2 separate regions of the Homo sapiens genome follow, and region 2 is linked to region 1. A link is an interaction called in ENCODE POLR2A ChIA-PET data of the cell type or tissue named here. Cell type or tissue: HepG2. All regions are shown on one strand. Links, peaks and the distances in the headings refer to the core of each region. The heading gives the core; the rest is flanking DNA.

What was found. ChIA-PET counts read pairs that join two places held together with the same protein. Peaks named below come from ENCODE experiments on the same cell type or tissue, not always from the same donor. Only the 100,000 strongest peaks of a DNase experiment are listed, where the experiment ranks them.
Region 2: POLR2A ChIA-PET joins it to region 1 with 11 read pairs; 4 of 35 experiments call an interaction of 5 or more read pairs at or near these places.

Annotation. Positions count from the first base shown.
Region 1 is chr19:42,315,336-42,318,239 of GRCh38, reverse strand. It overlaps TMEM145 (transmembrane protein 145), which reads right to left. Exons shown (of 15, transcript NM_173633.3): 8 at 2,800-2,868; 9 at 1,679-1,759; 10 at 1,500-1,578; 11 at 1,277-1,370; 12 at 359-531. Among named protein-coding and RNA genes, the nearest start is that of TMEM145, 3.5 kb to the right of the region's middle. In HepG2, for the core only: a CTCF peak has its summit at 457 (motif pointing left); a DNase peak (open chromatin) is centred at 1,249; H3K4me3 peaks cover 1,468 bases.
Region 2 is chr19:42,080,404-42,083,307 of GRCh38, reverse strand. It overlaps ZNF574 (zinc finger protein 574), which reads right to left. Exons shown (of 2, transcript NM_022752.6): 2 at 1,756-2,904. The coding sequence ends at 2,011. Among named protein-coding and RNA genes, the nearest start is that of ZNF574, 5.7 kb to the right of the region's middle. In HepG2, for the core only: a CTCF peak has its summit at 1,546; DNase peaks (open chromatin) are centred at 1,257 and 1,547.

The DNA of each region.
Region 1 (2,904 bases), core at 279-2,778:
CATGCTGCCATGGCTGGCTAATTTTTTTGTATTTTTAGTAGAGACGGGGTTTCACCATGTTAGCCAGGATGGTCTCAATCTCCTGACCTTGTGATACGCCCACCTCGGCCTCCCAAAGGGCTGGGATTACAGGCGTGAGCCACCACGCCTGGCGAGATCCTGTTGTTTTATGGGTAAACCTGATGCACTTCTTGTGAAAGTAATTTTTCACAAAGTGAGTAAGTGGCAGATTCTGGGCAACAGCTGCCTGAGTGAAAAGTCCATCTCCCTCACTATGGAGGGTCTGAGATGGGGGGCAACCACTTCTGGGGAGCCCCGAGAGGGAGGCAGGGACAGGCTGGGGCCCACCAATTCTCACCAGAGGGTATAGGCAGCAAAGAAGGGCACATAAAAAGGCTGCTTCTCAGGAAAGTGTCGCAGTGAGACAAGCACAGCATAGCAGAACCACACGTAGGCCGCCACCTGCAGTCCAATGAGCCCGTAGCCGGCCGGCGACTCATACGTGTACAGTACCTGGCCTGGGTCAAAGAACTAGACCCGCAGGAGAGGGTCCATCACAGCCTGGCCTCCTCCCCTCTATTAGGGTCCCCGGACCCCACCCCTGGGCACTTGGGAACAGAGGTACTCGGTCAGAACACAAGCAACAGGAGAGCCAGGCACGGAGACAGAAGCATATTGAGGTAGAGAGAGAGGGTGAAAAAGACAGGAAGAGAATAAATCAGTTACTGTTTGCTCAACACAGGGCTAAACCCCTCTCATGTGTGAGTTTTTCCATCAGCATCTACTCAACGAGGTAGGTCTTATTACTGCTCCATCTCACAGAAGAGGAAACTAAGGCTAAGAGGGAAGCCCTTTGGCCAAAGCCATACAGACGATAGAAAGCCTTAGAGGGGCTCCATGGGGTAGGTAAGATCCTCCCAATTTTCCAAGAAGAAAATGGGCCCAGAGACAGGGGTCGTCACCCAAGGTCAGGCAGCTAGGAAGTGGGAGAGCTGGTGTGGAATCCAGGTCTGTGTGACTCCTGAACTCTTAGTCACGATATTGAGCACAAATGTGACAGACAGTGAGAGACAGAGGGAGGAGAAAGAAAGCTGCTGCGGGATGGTGAAGAGAGGAGGAATCACTTAGACAGATGGGAAAGCAGAAAATCGAAGAGTGGGAGAGAGAGCGAGCCAGCAGGAGCAGGATGTGGGCAAGGGCGAGCAGACAGGTCAAGGGGGAGGCGGCGCCAAAAGCAGGGGAAGGCAGGGCCCGGCCAGGGGCCAGTCGGACTCACTTCCGCCTCGTAGATGAGCAGCACCACATGGGTGAGCGTGTACAGGGTCATGTAGACAGACAACTTCACGGAGCCCGCGTGGCTGATGCGGCCCCTGGCAGCAGGCCATGAGGGGAGACAGCAGGGTGGGGGCCGTCAGGGAGGAGGATGCACCCAGCCCCCCAACCCTGCCCCTGCCCTGCTCCCCCACCAGCCGCCCCACGAGCACGCCCTGCCCGGGCACCGTGTCACCGTGAATCCCTTCCCCAGGAGGATAAGCATCAGCAGGAAGATGAGGAAGCTGGAGGAGAAGAGCAGCTTGGCTGGGAGAAGGGAGGAGGGGGCGGCTCAGAGCCAGGCTCAGACCTGATGCCCAACCTGAGCCCTGGGCTCCACCCTCTCCCCACCCAGCTTCATTCTCACCCAAGATCTTCACACTCTCGTTGCCAATGCCATCGGTGGCATATTGACCCCAGTAGATGCAGAAAAATAGGAGGCTCAGGACTGAGGGGAGGATGGGCAGATAAGAAAGGATAGAAAGCAGCTCTGGGGCATCACTGTTCTCTAGCACTACCATCCAGGCAGTCTGAATCCCGCCTCCTCCCTTAGGACTCCAGACCTTCTACCCCGACTCACCTGCTAGGAGAATCTGGAGTCCAGCCCCCAACCCTGCTCCCCAAGGACCCAGGGGCCCAGGCCCCCACCCCCTACCCCCTCAGACCCAGGGGTCCAGGCCCTCACCCCCTCCCCCCTCAGACCCAGGGGTCCAGGCCCCCACCCCCTCCTCCTTCAGACCCAGGGGCTCAGGCCCCCAGACCCTCCTCCTCCAGGACCCAGGGGTCCAGACCCCCAGCTCCTCCTCCCTCAGACCCAGGAGTCCAGGCTCCCAGCCCCTCCTCCCCCAGACTCAGGAGTTCAGGCCTTTATTGTTTTGTTTTGTTTTGTTTTGTTTTTTGAGACAGAGTCTCTCTCTGTCACCCAGGTTGGAATGCAGTGGCGTGATCTCGGCTCACTGCAATCTCCACCTCCCGGGTTCAAGCAATTCTCCTGCCTCAGCCTCCTGAGTAGCTGGGATTACACGCACACGCCACCATGTCCAGCTAATTTTTGTATTTTTAGTGGAGACAGGGTTTCACCATGTTGGTCAGGTTGGTCTTGAACTCCTGGCCTCGTGATCCGCCCACCTTGGCCTCCCCAAGTGCTAGGATTACAGGTGTGAGCCACCGTGTCCAGCCTAGTTCCGGCCTTTATACTCCCTCAAGGACCCAGGGGTGTCAGGTCCCACCCCCTCCTCCCCCAGGAACCAGGGGTCCAGGTCCCCAGCCCATCCTCCCCCAGGAACTAGGGCTCCAGCCCCTTCTCCCCCAGGACCCAGGAGTCGAAGCCCCCAGGCCCTTCTCCCTTGGACCCAGGAGTCCAGGCCCCCAGCCCCTCCTCCCCCAGGACCCAGGAGTCCAGGCCCCCAGGCATTCCTCTTAGGCCCAGGTGTCTGGCCCCAAGTGCCTTCTCTTTCAGAACCCAAAAGTTGGGACACGGAACCTCACCCTCTACTCCTGCTGCGGCCATGAACATTTTATAAGTTGTGTGGAGCAACTGACGACCTTTCAGCAAATCTAGGAAGCAAGGTAGGGAAAGGCTGTCCACAGGCA
Region 2 (2,904 bases), core at 141-2,640, 230 kb after region 1:
GATTTGGAACTATATATATGTATATAAACATTAAAATGTATGTTTGTATGTCTATAGAGTAAAACAAACTATAAAAAAATCTTTATATACATATATATTATTTACTGTATCTATTGTGTAATTTATATACATATAACAGGTAGGATACACACATACACACACACGCACATAACCTGATTTTTTTTTTGTATAAACAGAACCCTAATACATTAACTTTTCAAATGTTATGTCATTTATTTTACAAGAACAATTATTAGAATTTGTTTTAGGCCAGACGCGGTGGCTCATGCCTGTAATCCCAGCACTTTGGGAGGCTGAGGCAGGTAGATCACCTGAGGTCAGGAGTTCAAGACCAGCCCGACCAACATGGTGAAACCCTGTCTCTACTAAAAATACAAAAAACTAGCCTGGCATGGTGGTGCGCAGCTCTAATCCCAGCTACCTGGGAGGGTGAGGCAGAATTGCTTGAACCCAGGAGGCGGAGGTTGCAGTGAGCCGAGATCGTGCCATTGCACTCCAGCCTGGGTGATACAGTGAGACCCTGTCTTAAAAAAGGAGTTCTTTCAGGCCGGGCACAGTGGCTCATGCCTATAATTCCAGCACTTTGGGAGGCTGAGGTGGGCAGATCACCTGAGGTCAGGAGTTTGAGACCAGCCTGGCCAACATGGTGAAACCCCGTCTCTACTGAAAATACAAAAACGTAGCCGGGTGTGGTGGCACGCGCCTATAATCCCAGCTACTCGGGAGGCTGAGGCAGGAGAAACGCTTGAACCTGGGAGGTGGAGGCTGCAGTGAGCCGAGATCACACCACTGCACTCCAGCCTGGGCGGCAAAGACTCCAACTCAAAAATAAAAAGGAAAAAGAGTTCAACAGAAAGATCTGGAATAATCTTTGGGGGGGGGGGTCTCAGAAGCAAGGCTAGCACAGCAGCCTAGCATCCCACCAGTCACATACTCCCATCTTGTCTCTACCACCCTCCCCAAAGTATGCAGAAGGCAACAGAGTAGAGAGAAAAGCATATCGGTGATTAAACCAAATGAAATGAAATCAGGCTTAAATTCAAGCTCTGCCCTGCCTGGATTGAATGTGACCTTGGGCAAGTCATCTCAATGCTTTTGACTGGAGATTCCTTCCCTGCAAAATGTTCTCACGTAATCAGTGTGAATATTATTCAGTTATATAGTACTTGAGACTGACTAGATGTTCAAACATTAGCCAGCCATCCCAACAATCCATCACTCACAATAAAAATCTGTTGGCTGAGCCAAAGTCCAACTCCAGGGGAATTCAAGTCACCACCTCTCATGAATCTTCCTACATCCAGACACATATTATTCAGAATCTCCTTTAATTCCACAGCTCTAGAGATCATGCCTACCTGCATTTGCTCTTGGGGATCAATGAGAAAATCAGATGGCCTTGGGAGACAAGGTCCACATCAGGCCAGGAGTCAGGGACAGGAGTGTAAAAATCTGATTTCTCTGAAAGTTCCTGCCACCAGTACAAACACTCTTGAGCTTTTCCACAGAGCCATGGGACCTCTAGTGGCAAGAGAGCCATGCTACCTCCATCTAGCAGTGAAGTGAAGGCCCTGCTATGAGAGCCATGCCCATGAACACCAGGTCATTCTCTTCAGCCCAGCAAATGTTTACTGAGCTCCTACTACCCCTAATACCTGCCAGGCCCACTTCTGGGTGTTGGTGATGCAGCCACGAGAGGTAAGACCCATGACTCCCAAATTCCACTCTACACACTGCTGGCAACTCAGTCTTTATTGATGGTTTCATTTTTGGGGTCACCAGTGCTAAGAGGTGGAAGGTGGGGGGGCACCTTTATGTGTGTCAAGGACCCCAGAGCACCCCCCTCACGAGAGAATAAATCCAATTTAGAACTTACAAGGTGGTGGGGATGGGAAGAGGAAGGGACACAGTATGTACAGATGCTTAAGGGGATGCTGGAGGGCCTTCAGCAACAGGGAATGGAGGTGCCAAAGAGGAAGTCGGGCAGAGTCAGCCACTGATCTGGACCCCCTCAGCCTCGGCCAGAGGGTAGATCTCAATGGCTTCCACCAGGGGTAGCGCCTCCACAGCAGTCTCCATGACGGCCAGGCCAACGGCAGCCTCCGCCTCTGCCAGCTGCTGCCGCACAGCTGCCTGATGCTGCTGCTGATGGGTCTTGCGGTGCTTCCAGAGGTTGGAGAAGGAGCGGTAGCTCTTGCCACAGTCAGGGCAGGAGTAGGGTCGTTCGCCTGTGTGGATGCGGCGATGTTCTGCCAGGCGCATGGAGATGGCAAAGGCCTTGCCACACACTTCACAGGCAAAGGGCCGCTCACCTGTGTGCAGGCGCCGGTGGTCTTTCAGGTGGGTACTCTGACGGAACGCTTTGCCACAGTCTGGACATGGGTATGGCCGCTCACCTGTGTGGATGCGCCGGTGCACCTGCAGTGACGTCTCTGTGCTGAACAGCTTCTTGCACTCGCTGCACTCTAGACCCCGGCGGCGGGCAGGGGCCGCAGGGGATGCTGTAGCAGTGCTTCCAAGGGCTGCTGGAGAGGCAACTGGTGCACGAGTGGCCCGTGGGGCTCGAGGGGCAGGGGGCTCCTTAGCCAGGACCTCTCCAGGCCCAGCAGCTGCATGGGCCGCCTCGTGTGCCTGCAGTCGAGCAGCTGAGCCCACTTTCTTGCCACAGGTGCCACACTCAAAGCGCCGTGGGGCCTGGGCAGCAGCGGCTGCACAGCGGTGCTCCCGGAGCCGCAGTGAGGAGGGGAAGGCAGCCCCACAGGATGGGCAGCGGTGGGGCTGGCGCCCGGCATGGACCACGAGCTGGTGCACCTCCAGCAGCCGACGCAGCAAGAAGGAGCGGGGGCACTCGCGACACTTGTAGGGGTATTCACCTGTGTGATG